Regions from separate parts of the Homo sapiens genome. Here region 2 is linked to region 1. A link is a loop called in an ENCODE intact Hi-C map of the cell type or tissue named here. Cell type or tissue: endothelial cell of umbilical vein. All regions are shown on one strand. Each heading gives the region's core, and the rest is flanking DNA. Links, peaks and the distances in the headings are about the cores only.

Region 1 (6,874 bases), core at 818-5,817:
GGAATTGGTATCCATTTACATCATGAAAGCAACATATTATCATTCCCTAGTGAATTTTCTTGAAAAAATTATCAGTTATTTAATATGTAATAAATTAGTCTCTTCATTCGAAGCATACATTCTTCCTGGATAGGGTTCAAATGTTACCTTTATTTTTAGTCCTTTCCCCTCATCCCCAGTGCCACAACCAATCACAGCCCAACTCAGAGAACATACTTATTTTTTGTTTTGTTTTATAGAAACAGGATCTCACTATGCTCCCTGGGTTAGTCTGGAACTCCAGGCCTCAAATGATCCTCCCGCCTCGGCTCCCAAAGTTCTGGGATTACAGGTGTGAGACACCACACCCAGTCACAGAGGACATGCTTATTGAAATGAACATTTTCAAACTAGCTGTAGGTACAGAACCATCATTATCTCTTTGCATATGGAAGCTGCTTCACACTTCCATTGTATAGATGCAAATAATCTGAGAGTTGTTAAACAATTCTATAATACCAATTTGTCCTTGGAAAGTCAACATTTCTAAAAGCTAAATAGGAAAGTCTCACCTAAGCTTTTCCTTGACATATGCATTTGGTTCCTGGGTATAATGAAGAGAAACTTGCAAACTGTGAGATAATTTCATTGAAATAGCTCATTTTGATTATAATTTAAGTGGTGATAATAAGGAAGCTTCCTAAGCAATGGCTTTATTAGCATAATTTTTGGAAGTCTTGTTAACTCTATGTGACAGAGTTGAATATAAATTAATGAATAATTTAGAGATAAAAAGTTTCTGCTATAAATTATATTTCCAGGTTCTTGAAGTTATGAAGAAGAATAATTAAGGTCACAGGCAGTTGGATCAGATACACCTAACTATTCCCAGCCTGATTCTATTTCCTGTGGGATTTTGAGAAAAAAATTAATATCTCTAAGCCTCAATGTTCATTTGTACACTGTTGATGATCATTGTATTTACTTAGTAGAATTGTGATAATTAAATTAAAAATGTATGGGAAATGCATTAAATAAGACTGGCATACAATAATTGCTCAATAAAAATTGACTAGTCATCTTGCGATTTTCAAGTATAATCTATATCTCAGTTAGGCTCTCCCTACTTCTTAATTTCTGCATTGCATTAGCTTGAACCCCACGTTCCATACTTGAGTTTCTCTCTAATATTGCTGACATTATGAGGAAGGTCAGTTCTCATAGTCATGTTTCAATTTGGATTTTAGGTTTGCCAAAGGATCATTCTTTGCTATTGTGGGAATTTCCCTTTATTACCTCCTGGTATTAATTCAAGTAAAACCAAATGTATTCCCCTAATTTTCTTATGTAACTAATTTAATCCTTATGAGACCCTATCACCAAAGTAAGCACTAACGTTTACTTTTTTTTTTTTTTAAACAACCCAAAACTCATTAATTCACTCTGCCAAACAACTGGGCCAATTCCACCTGGTCTGTATTCTTCCTCTACTTATCTGATAATAATGATACTAATGCTATCCACAACCTCCCTCCCCAACACAAATACACGAGAGAGCAGTGGGGACTGTGATTAAATGACAATGTTGATTTTTGCTTTCTTTTCTGCATTTTGAATAAAGAAAATGCAATTTTGTATAAGTTTTTACTGCCTTATATTTGCACAAGTTTGAGTTGCAGTTTAAGCACCCATGTTAGACTAAAAGGACAGATTTCACCTTGCAAAGACCTGCTTTTGGCCTATTCTTAGGTTATAATTTAAGCAGACTGAATCATTTTGCAAGGGGGGCCCATTTGTTCAAGGAAGACCATATTTACAGTCAAAATTCATGTGTTCTTGTTATGACTTCAGTATCCTTATCTGTCCAAAGATAGAACTAGTATTTTATCTGTACAATAGGGTACTTATGATGGATAAGCTAGAAAATCAGTGTTGGCACACTTTGTAAGTTATAAAACACAATACATGAGTTACACTAAATTGAATTGAGGCAACATGGCAGAAGAGAAGCAAACAAACAAACAAACCTGGGCTCTAAAATGAAAAGACCTCAGTGGTTGACCCAAACAAGCCTTTTTACATCCCTTTATTTCAATACCTCTCAGAAATGAGGCAAATGATAATAATTAAAATAATACCTTTTTACAGGTATCTTATAAAGTTTAAGAAAGATAAATGTTTTTTTTTGTCTTATTTTGTTTGTTTTTACAACATTGTCGGAAAGGAAAAAAAAAACACCTCAATCCTTATTCCTTTCTCTGTTTTATTTTTTCGGCTTTAGATGGTAAGAATATTGTGTGGCTTTTAAACCAGAATTCCTGTTAGTTTTGTTTTGAGAGAGATGCCGGCAAATCTGCTGCAGTTGACAGGTGGCAGTGTCCTGGCCCTGAGGAACACAAGGGACAAGGATGACCTCTGGGCTGGTTTGAACCAAGGGTCATGAGTGATGATCATTTTAAGAAAATACTGCTTCCCTCTAATACATTTTCAACTTTATCTGCTTGATATCACTGTCAGGGGACTGCTCAAAGCATTCAATATGTGGGAGGCTTCCTGCTAGGTATGCCTCACAGAGGAGGTATTATATCTGGTTTCTGCAGAGCAGAAGGTAGAAATAAAATTTGTCATCCTGCTGCCCTTTCAAGAAAGAAGAACTGTAATAATTCCCATTTGTGTTAATTACCTCATATAATAAACTGATTAATTTTGCAATAAAAATTATTGAGTGTTTATAAGGTACCAGGTACTGTGCTAGTCCCTGGAATTGCAGCGATAAACCCCAGAGGTGGTCTTGGGTCCCACCTTCATGTTATTCCCAAATAAGGGAATGAACTGAGGCTTCAGTTTTATATACCCAGTTTAAGCAAGGGACTTGAGATTAATAAATGTTTACTATGGAAAGAAAGAAAAGTAAGGTCTGAATCTTGAGATCTCATGGTATGCTTAGAAGCCATTGTGTTCTTCATTGGGTGGAACTTAACAGGGGTTGAATGGGTAGGAATGACAGGAGAGGAACCTGAATAATAGACAGAGGCCATAGTAGAGTAGACATTCATGTTATGGGATATACTTTAGAGATCTATATTATCCTAGGGCACTAGAATCGTCTCTGATACACTATACTCCCTATTTCTTCCAAGGCATGTGAAATTCAAGACCAGTCCCAGCTCTTATAAATAACATTCTTCTCAGGCCATTGCTTTAGCCAGTGAACTCACCTCTTGACTGACTGTATTAGTCATTTGCTTGAAGACAACTTCATTCTTCAGTAGGGGGAAGACCTAGGCCAGCAGCAGCTCTTACTCTGCAACCCTCTGCTACCCTCTTCTGGTGGTAGCCTGTCACTGCAATTAACCCTTCAAATCCAGGTGAATCTATTCTATGTGTGGTTGGTAATGGCCAATTTAGGAAAAGTGACATGGGGCAGAAAACAAAGCCAGACCCAGCTCCTGGCTCTAGAAAACCAAGTCCATTCACGGAATCTGACATCTTAAGGCTATGGCAAGAGACTTCATGTTGTGGGCCAGGCAAGCAGGCTGTATGAGGCCAGGGACATGCTAAATTACTGTCATGCTTCCAATAAGAGGGTAGGCATGTCAATAACAATGAAAATATTACTTTTCATTCAGCAATATTAGAAAGCACAAGCAGCAGCAGGTAAACCAGCACCTCCTCCTTGTGTGGCCTTTCCTTGTCATCTTGCTTAAAATATCTTCAAATCTCTACGTCCATCCTTGTTTCCCTTTTCTCTATAATGCATTTTTACCACCTAACAGGCTATGTTTGTTTAATTTTCTTAGTTGACTGTCTATATTATTAAAAACTAAGCTCCAGGAAAACATGTTTTGTTTGCTTTTTCTTTTGTCACTACTATATCCTCACTTATATTAGGACCTGACACCCACTAGTTGCCCAATCAATACTTTTAGAATAAAGAGATATCAGTAGGAAACAACCCTCATTCATGGGGCTGCAGGTTTGAGACAAAATCTGCATAGGAAAAATACAATGAAATCTCCCAGTCCTGCTGCTTAGATAGTGAGGACCAGGAACAGGACAGTAGATATGAATTGGGTTGCCAGAACTGAGCCCAAATATCATCAGAGTTTTGGAAAGTGTGATTGTTGGGTTTGGCTAAAGTTCTCAAATGTTACAGAGCATAAGAATAACCTGCGAGGCTTATTTAGATGAAGATTCCTGAATTCTTACCTCCCCAAATTATAATTCAGTGGGTCTGGATTGAGGTTCAAAATCTGAATTCTTAAGCACCCCCAAAATAATACAGAAGGCCCTCTGATGACACTTTTAGGAAAATAAAACCCATCATAGTTCAAGGTTAAAATTGTTTTTAGAGGTTAAGGGAGATTGTGCAGGTGGGAATTTTGCTTGTGGAAAAAAAAAAGAATGGAGGCAGAAGGTGAAAACAAGTGAAGCCTAGGGGCATCAGATGATCATTGCATGCCCAATTTCAATGCTTAATAAATTGTACTTTCTGCAATTATATTCTCAAAGATTAGATTTTAATATATAGCAAGTGATTCTGACACCAAAAGCACAGAAGTCATACTTTAGAAATGCTGGCATAAAGGGAAGGGAAGGGAAAATATTTTACTTTCTATTATGTATATGTGCCAGACACTGTGCCAAGAGAACTTTACAAAGAGGTAAATATTATTAACCTTATTTTACAGATGAAAAAACATGAGAATCACACGATATATCACAGAATCACTGTGCCAAGAGAGCTTTACATGGAGGTAAATATTAACATTATTTTACAGATGAAAAAACATGAGCATCACACATAATATAACTCCCTGAGGTCACACTGATAAAATAGAGGTGAACTGTGACTCAGATAAAAGGACCCCTGAATCTATTCCCTTAGGTTATTCTATTACGTACAATGATTGTCCTGCAGCACATACATTAAGATTTGTTGAATAGATAAATGTGAGGATGATTTAGTGAACAAATGAATAAATGATAGCATAGTGTGTGTTAAAATAGGTGAATGTGAGAAAGCTGATAGTGACCACATGGTATCATTCTGAACCAAGACATTCATTTGAATCACTAATATAGTAATCTGATGTGATTAATCAATACTAGGTTTTATGCAATTCATATTTCTTCATTGACATATTTTGCAGATGAGGTCAAGTTTATTGATGTTCAATGTGCACACAGTATATACTCTTTTAAATAATTTAGTTACATAAATTTGGCCAACTGTATGAGGTTTTGTAACCCCTACCATGGTCAAGACATAGAATCTTCCCTGGTTTAATTTTGGAATTACTCTTCCCCAACCACTAGCTCTTACCAAAACAACAAAAAAAATCTGATTCTACCCTTATAATTTCAACTTTATATCTTATCTTACAGATTCATCACTAATTATTTTAGGGTTTTGATGGTACTGCAAAAATTTTTAAAGTTTTAATTTAAAATTGTTTCTTGCTAGTACTACAGCCTTGAAAGTGATTGCCATCCTAAATTTTGTATGCTAAGCACCTCTTTTGACTTCTCTTAATAACACCGTGGATAGTAGAAAAAAATACAACTACATTTTGTATGTTAACTTTGTGTTCTGTGATTTTGTTAAACTGATTAGTTCTAGTAGCTTTTGAGGGGTGTATTTTGTGGGAATTTTTACATAGACGATCATGATATCTATAAATACTCATTTATTCATTTCAAATTCATATACATTGTCTTTATCTTGTCATATTGTTTTAGTAATGATCTATCTCCAGTACAATATTAAAGAGATTTAGAAAGAAAAAATATTTTTGATTTGTTTCTGATTTTCAAGAAAGAAAACATTTAATTCTTCAGTCTTACGTGAGTTTTCTCATAGATACACTTTAATAGTTTGAGAAAATTCTCTTCAATTCTTACTGTCGTGCGAGTTTTTATTAGGAATAAATTTTGAATTTTTGTCAAATATTTGTGTAGGTCAGTTGAGATAATTATTACTTTTTTGTATTTTGTTTATATACTTAATTAAATTACTCTCCAGTAATTTAATCTCCACTGACATAATGCTGGATTTATAAAATTAAACTTATTTAATAATGATATCTTATACTTTTGAAAATGTAGGGCTGGATTCAATTTGCAATGATATACCAGGCAAATATTAGCCAAATTATAATCAAATTGACTTCGGAATAAGAAACAAAGGTGGTTATGTGATTATGATGGGTTAAATTCAATAAGAATATGTGATAATCCAAAATGGGTATGCAAAGAATAACAAGGTTCAAAATAGAAAAAGAAATAGTAATAGAATAAATAGAAAATACACAATTATATTTGTAGAGTTCTATGCTCCTGTCAAAATAATTGATAAAATAATTAGAAAAACATTTGTAAGGATATAGAAGATCTATATCCCAAAGCTATCAGCCAACTTGACCTAATTGTTATTTATAGAACATTATAGCCAACAAAACATATAAAGCATTATTTCATATGTGCACAGAACACATCAAGATATATATCCTGGACCTATAAAATATTAATGAAATGATTATAATCATTTAAAGTATGCACATCAAGCACAATGGAACTAAATTGAAATAAAGCAAAAAATGAGATAATCTTCAAATATTTGGAAATGTAAGTAACACATGGATAAGAAAGAAATCTCAAGGGAAATTTTAAAATATAAATGAAATAAATGGAAAGAAAAGTACAATATATTAAAATGCTAGATACAACTTAGAGATAAATTTATAGCACTAAATACTAATACTAGAGGGGAATAAAGCAATGAATCAATGGTCTAAGCCTTCAATTTAAGGAACTAGAATAAGAAGCGTAAGCTCTAAATAAAGAGAGAAAAAATAATTAAGGGAATAAAGTAATGAAATAGAAATCAGTACAA
Region 2 (6,874 bases), core at 1,042-6,041, 150 kb before region 1:
AGGAAACGATATTTTGAAATAATTCTACGTAATAGGTTGCCATTTGATACTTACATTCTTTATATCACAGCAATTTGGTGGGAAGCCGCAGCACCAGTAGAAACGATGTTAGAGAACTAGGTTACTTAACTAAATCTCGAATAATATAGTGCTTTCTTTTTGGCAGAAGATAATTGGAGAAAAATATCATGCACTGAATTCAAGACTGTTTCTTGGACGTCCTCGGTGGAAACTTTTGTTTGATGAAATAGCAAAATATAACAGAGGGTAAGTACTATACCTCAAAAATTTGATATGTGGCTAATAAATTAATTAAAATATTTTCAAATAATTACATGAAGTTTGAAAATGAATTGGCAATGAGTTTACAAATGACAAATTCACTGAAACACTCTTTCACTATCAAAGGAAGAAGTAAGGCAAGTATCGTCCTACATTTCTGTAATTCCAAATAATTAAAGTTTGGCTTAGAAATAGTCTATAATGTATTTATGAACTAAACTCTCCTATCTGATTATAAATTTGTATAGGCCTATATTAAAAATGGGTATTCGCTCCCACAGCATATATCAGGTGATCCTAGGAAAAGTTTTCAAAATCATGTTTCCAAACAAAGAACTTTACAATTAGTTCTAACAATGAATTCATTTAAAAATCACATTTTTTGTACCTTTTTTTACCATAATGAATATGTTTTTTGTTTGTTTATTTGTTTTTTAAAAAAACCCTCTGCATTGTAATATGCCGTCTTTAAACCTAGAATATTTCCAAAAATATTATTTAGAAACTATAATTTTATAAAGAATCTTGTTCTTATGGACTATGTGTCTATGATCTGAAGAAATTACTGAGAAGGAAAGCTTTCATTTTAGGGCACAGACCAGCCAGCCCATTTGTCTTTTGTAAATTTATCATAGTGCAGAGCACTGATCTATAAGAATTCTAAGAAGATTTTGAAAACTATATAACCACTCACATATTTTTAGGTTTACATCTAAATAGTTTCATCATAAGTTTACATAGTTGTAAAAGATGTGATTTCTAACATATCGCAGATATTGACATTTTGTAATTAACATAATTTCTTTAAACATATCCACTGGAATATAAATATAGCTAGATGATATTATCATTTATTACAAAAATACATAAACTTTTCTTTTAGCAGTTGGATGTTTTACATCATTCTTTTTCTTTCATTTAAGTTGTATTTCTGTCCCATTAACCCATATAATTTTATCAAAATTCAATTAATTTTTTACATTTGAACTAATCATGTTTTTATTGCTAACCTAATCCTAATCATACTTCAGCAAAAAGAATGAACATAAATTAAATATTTCATTTTAAAATTTTCTGTAATTATAAGGCTCTAGTATTAATTTTTACTTCTGGCTTGAGTTATCATTTCAATTACTTTATATAGTTGAACACTTCATAATTTTAAAAATATATTTTTATAAACATCAAAAGGATATTTGATTATAAATGCACAGGCCAGCTTATTAAATGGATTTTTTTTTAAAAATGCAATTTAGGAAATCATGGATGAATATAATTTATTGAAGAAATCACTGATTCAAGATGATCCCTATCTCTACCTTCAAAGATTTTGTTTTAGAAATTACAGAATGGAGCCTGGGAAGCAAAATTTATGAAGGAATAATGTTACCCATGTGATTCAGATTACAGTCATGTTTAAAACACTTTTGTAGTATTAGGGATGAAGATGTAAGCATGATTTACAAAGCAGAACTTTTTTGTAATATTCAGAGTTGAAATTTAGAAAAAAATGATTTCAACCCACTTTTGGCTATCTTCCTTTCCCATCTTTCTCCAGTATCACCCATCTTAGATGTGATAATCTTGTCATACTCATCTGTCTCTTGCTATGCATTGCAGACATGTTCCTCTTTAGTGCCATTTACTGCTTCTGACAAGAATTTTTTTGTTGATTTTCATTGTATATTGCTGAAAACTGATAGGTTCTTTGGCTGAATTCAGAAACCAAATCCCTAAAGAGCAGATTATTTACAGGGAAATAGATTGAGGCTGTTGGTTCCTACTGTTAGTTCTCAAGAAGTCTCATTTGTTAGGCTGTTTGTGTTTTAGAGCCATTTGTGTGTGTGTATATATTTAGTAGTTTGTTCTTTTTCTGGAAAAAATGGAAAACTTGTTTAAGAAGAGCAAATGTGCACCATCTGCTGTTGACATTTTGTACAACACTTTGACTTTGTGTATTTGTTCTCAGGCAGGTGCCTTAAATGTGTTTACATTTTCTGAAGGATTTTTATGTAGCATACTTAGGAAAAGAATGAATCAACATTCTTCAGGTCTTATTAACTGGACAAAGGCACTGTGTAAATGGATGGTTTCATTTACAATGTAGCATTTTGATTAACCTCATGCACACAAATTGCTGAAAACATATGGAGATAACAGTAGGGAAGACAGGCATATAAGTTAAGATTTTAAAATATCATGTGTTGGGCAACACTTTTTAACTTTCAGAAAATGATTACATATTTTTACCAGTAGGCATTCAGAAAATGATTACCAGTAGGCATTAGGTTAGTATACTATGTAGAATACAAATTTAAATTGCATTAAACACTCCTGGCCCAGAGGTAATGATTGGTAACTCTTCGTTATGTATTCTTACAGAAGCTTTTGTAAGTTTGTGTGAGAGTGTGTGTGTGTGTACTTATGAAAGTATATGTAAACATATGTTTGTATGTGTGTGTGTGATATATATTTAAAATCAAAACCTTAGTTTTTTAACAAAAATTGAATCTATGCCAAGTAATTCTTCAGCTTACTTTGTTGTTCTTGTTGTTTTATTTTTTTCTTGGCTTTGCTAGGAAGAACCAACTAACTTTTTAATGATGTGCTTCTTTCGATCGTGGACAATTTCTGTGTAATTGTACCTCAAAGTATTCTAGAGTATGAATAACATGACTGCTACTACCCTAATTCTTTATATTTAGATTACTTATATTTCTTTATAGTTAAAAATAGTGCTGTGGTAATTATCTTTGTACATACTTTCTCATGTGAGAGTATTGCAGTAGATTAAGATCTTTGAGTTGGAATTGCTGGCTCAACAGGTATGCACATTTAGGTACTGCTCTACAAAAACTAAAAGTCAGAATTAATTTACTTTCCACATGTGTGTGACAGTCATTCATTTCTTTGTTGCTTTTTTTAAATTCAGAAACTGAATTATATGATGGTATTACATGATCATGGAAAGTGAAGGAGCTTTAGGAGTCAACCTGCCTTCATTTTTATTTTACAAATGAAGAAGCTAGGACCTCAAAATATAATGATTTATCAAAAGCCATGGTTAATGAGCCAGAATGCAGATATGAACACAAATGTCCTGACTGCAAGTTCATTGTGCTTTACAGCAGGTCATAATCAGCTTGTCACAGATAAAGAGTGGCAATCTTATTTTAGCATGTTCCCCTTAGATGGGAGGTAGGGAGGTGCTCCAGGAAACTCCCATGTTTACTAAGAATGCTGTAGCAGAATGTTAACTGTAACACTAAAAGAATTAATAACTAATTTTGTTGAAATACAGATATTCTAAATATTACATTGTAAACCATTTAGTATTTAATAAACTATTAGAAAATTATTTATTATATCTAACCCCAACTTGGTTTCCTATTGTTTGTAATTAAAATGTATATCCTGTTTTGAGCTGTGAAGTTTATGCATGATGCAAAGAGAGAAAGAAAAGTTGAACTTTATTTGGCTTTTTGAGTAGAGAATTACTACTCTGGGATTGGGTGAAATCTTTGAGATTATATCTTTATTTTACTGCCTTGTAGTGTTTTCAAACAATACAAATTAAGAATAACTAAGTTTAGTCTCTCACATTTACTCCTGTGACCCTGAGTCAAGTGACTCAGTTCTCCTGGATCTGTAATACAACGAGTGAATAAGCTCTCCGGAGTGATTAAGTTCTCATTATGTAAGATTCTGCGTTTACAAGTCTACATGAAAAAGCAAGTATGAACATTTATAGAACTAGTTTCTAATGTCTACCCCAAACCACATTTTCTACTTAGTACCCGAATGTACCTCCACTCATTCCATCAAAGGTCGTGTAGACAGGTCTCCAGATAATTGTTGGATTGCAGCATTCTAATGCAAATTTAGTACAAATGAATTGCAAAGATTCCTTGTAGAATTCGAAAAAGAAAAAAAAAAGTAAGATTTCATTAAGTTAGTGAGAGTGACATTAGGGAATCCTCAAATCGCACACACACAAAAAGGATATCAGAGAGTTAAGCTAGTTAATAATTGCAAAAGAAAATGTTAAAGAAACACAAAAATCATAATATCCTGTGTGATTTAAAAATAATGATTTTATTATTATTTATTTTATAATTAATACTTGATTTTATTATCAAGTATTTAAGAAGTGCCTTTAGGAAATCTGAAAAACTTGCCAAACTAACTCTACAATTGCCCTGTCAAAGCCAAGCAAGAAAATAATGGTATCTTATTGCCATCATATGGTGTTGACAGAAAGTTTATACAAAGAAACAAAATGACTCAATTCTCTTTTCATTTTAATGGAAGCTACATTATGTTTCAGTAGTAATTTAAATTTTATTAAGTATAGCATCATTTATTTTCATATATTTTTATTTCTTTTGCTCATTTTGGGTTTAATTAGCTTTTCTTAATTTTTACTAGTTTCTTAAAATGGAAACATAGGTCATTGATTTCAGACTGTTTTTCTTAATAAAAGTGTTTAATGCTGTACATTTTCCTCTAAACACCACTTTTGCTAAATCTTATACATTTTGATTTGTTTTCATTTTCATCTCGTTCAAATATGTTTTATTTTTTATGTTTTTTCTTTGACCCATGGGTTATTTAAAAATGTTGTTTAATTTCCAAAAACGCAGAAATTTTCCAGATATCTTTTTGTTCTTAATTTCTAGTTCAATTGGGATTTGATCTAAAAATGAACTCCTTGTGATTCTAATCCCTTAAAATGTATTGACACCTGTTTTATTGCCCAGAATATGTTCAATCTTGGTGAATGTTCCATATGCACTTAAAAAGAATTTGTATTCCATTATTGTTAGATAGAACATTCTACAAATGCCAATTAGTTCCAATAGGTTGATAGTGATGTTCAAGTTTTCAATAGGCTTACTGAATTTCTGGCTGCTTGTATTAATTACTGAGAGAAGAGTATTGAAATAATTAACTATAATTATGAATTTATCTGTCTTTACAGTTCCATCAGTGTTTGCTTTATGTTGAAGCTTTTTAGTTTCGGTGTTTAAATCATTTACATTTAATTTAATGAAAATACAGTTGGCTTTAAATCTAGCAGTTCACCATTGCTTTGTACTTATCTATTTGTTCTTTCTTTGTTTTATTTTCTTTTTTTACCTTGATTTGGGTTGAGTATTTTTTATAATTCCACTTTTTTCTCTAAAGTTAGACATGCCTCTGTATTTTTTTTTTCTTTTTAGTAATTGCTTTAGGTTGTTGGTTCCTGAACTGGATTCCTTAGACCAGCATCAATTGGAATCTTGTTAGAAAAGCAAATTCTTGAGCCCTATCCAAGATCTGCCAAATCAGAAACTAGGGATGGGGAGACCTAACTATTTGTGTTCTATGAAGTCTCTAAAATGATTCTGATGAAGCCAAAATTAAAGAAACATTGTTCTAAGTTTACAGTATACATCATTAGCTTATCACAGCCTATTTTATTTTTTATGTTTATGTTTATGTTTATTTTTTAGAGACAGAGTATTGCTCTGTTGCCCAGGCCAGAGTGCAGTGACATGATCTAGACTCACTGCAACCTTGAATTCCTGGGCTCAAGAGCTCTTCCCACCTCAGTCTCCTGAGTAGCTGGAACTACAGTTGCATACCACCATGCTTAGCTAACTTTTAAAATTTTTTGTAGGAATGGGATCTCACTCTGTTGGCCAGGCTGGTACTTTGAATAATATTGTAACACTTCATGTACTTCCATTTCTTCCATCCCTTTTGCTATTTTTGCATTCATCTTACATATACATATGTTATAATTCTCATTATTAGTATTTTTTGTTTTAAACATCTAACATATATTAAAAATATTAGAAATTAGACAAAATAAATATTTTATATTTACTGACAGATTTTACTATTTTGGTGTCCTTCTTTCCTTTGGTTGATTCAAATTTCTATCTAATTTTATATTCCTACTTCTTGAGTAGTTTTCTTTAGTGTCCTTTATAGTGCTGGTTTGCTGACAATTCTTTCAGCTTTTGTTTGTATACAGTTTTTATTCCATCTTCATTTCTGAAAAATCATTTTTGTTTGGCATAAAATTTGCTTGATATATAATAGTTGATGTCTTGATTTATATTTTAGTACTTTGAAGATATCACTTCATTGCCTTCTGACTTACACAGTTTATGACAAAAAGTTCACTTTCATTCTTATATTTCATTCTTATATTTTCTGTTGATGATTTGTAATGTGTCTTTTCCCCTAGTCTGTTTGGTTTTTTGTTTTTCTTTTTGTCACTCGTTTTTAGTATTTTATTATCAATTGCCTAGGTATAGTTTCCTTTGTGTTTATTCTCCTTGAGATTTAATGAGATCTTTTATTTTTTTTTTTTCTTCTCCCTTGGTCTTCTCTCATGTTGGACTGCGGTTACATGTATTTTTGACTAGTTGGTATTGTCCCACAGGCCACTTATGCTCTGTTCTTCTTCTTTTTTTTTTTTTTTTTCAGTTTTTGTTCTCTGTGGGCTTCAATTTGGATAGATTCTAATGCTTTTTCTTCAAGTTTACTTTTTCTTCAGCAATGCCTATTCTTTTATTACCTCATCTAGTATATTTATCAT

The links. A loop is a pair of places that touch in the nucleus more often than their neighbours do. Peaks named below come from ENCODE experiments on the same cell type or tissue, not always from the same donor. Only the 100,000 strongest peaks of a DNase experiment are listed, where the experiment ranks them.
Region 2: a loop joins it to region 1, with 5 times the contacts of the local background. A loop is called at or near these places in 1 of 110 quality-filtered maps.

The regions. Positions count from the first base shown.
Region 1 is chr11:49,523,142-49,530,015 of GRCh38, forward strand. No RefSeq gene overlaps it. Among named protein-coding and RNA genes, the nearest start is that of FOLH1, 320 kb to the left of the region's middle. In endothelial cell of umbilical vein, for the core only: a CTCF peak has its summit at 3,313 (motif pointing left); no DNase peak of the experiment used is centred there.
Region 2 is chr11:49,370,137-49,377,010 of GRCh38, forward strand. It overlaps the pseudogene NOX4P1. Among named protein-coding and RNA genes, the nearest start is that of FOLH1, 160 kb to the left of the region's middle. In endothelial cell of umbilical vein, for the core only: no CTCF peak of the experiment used is centred there; a DNase peak (open chromatin) is centred at 3,925.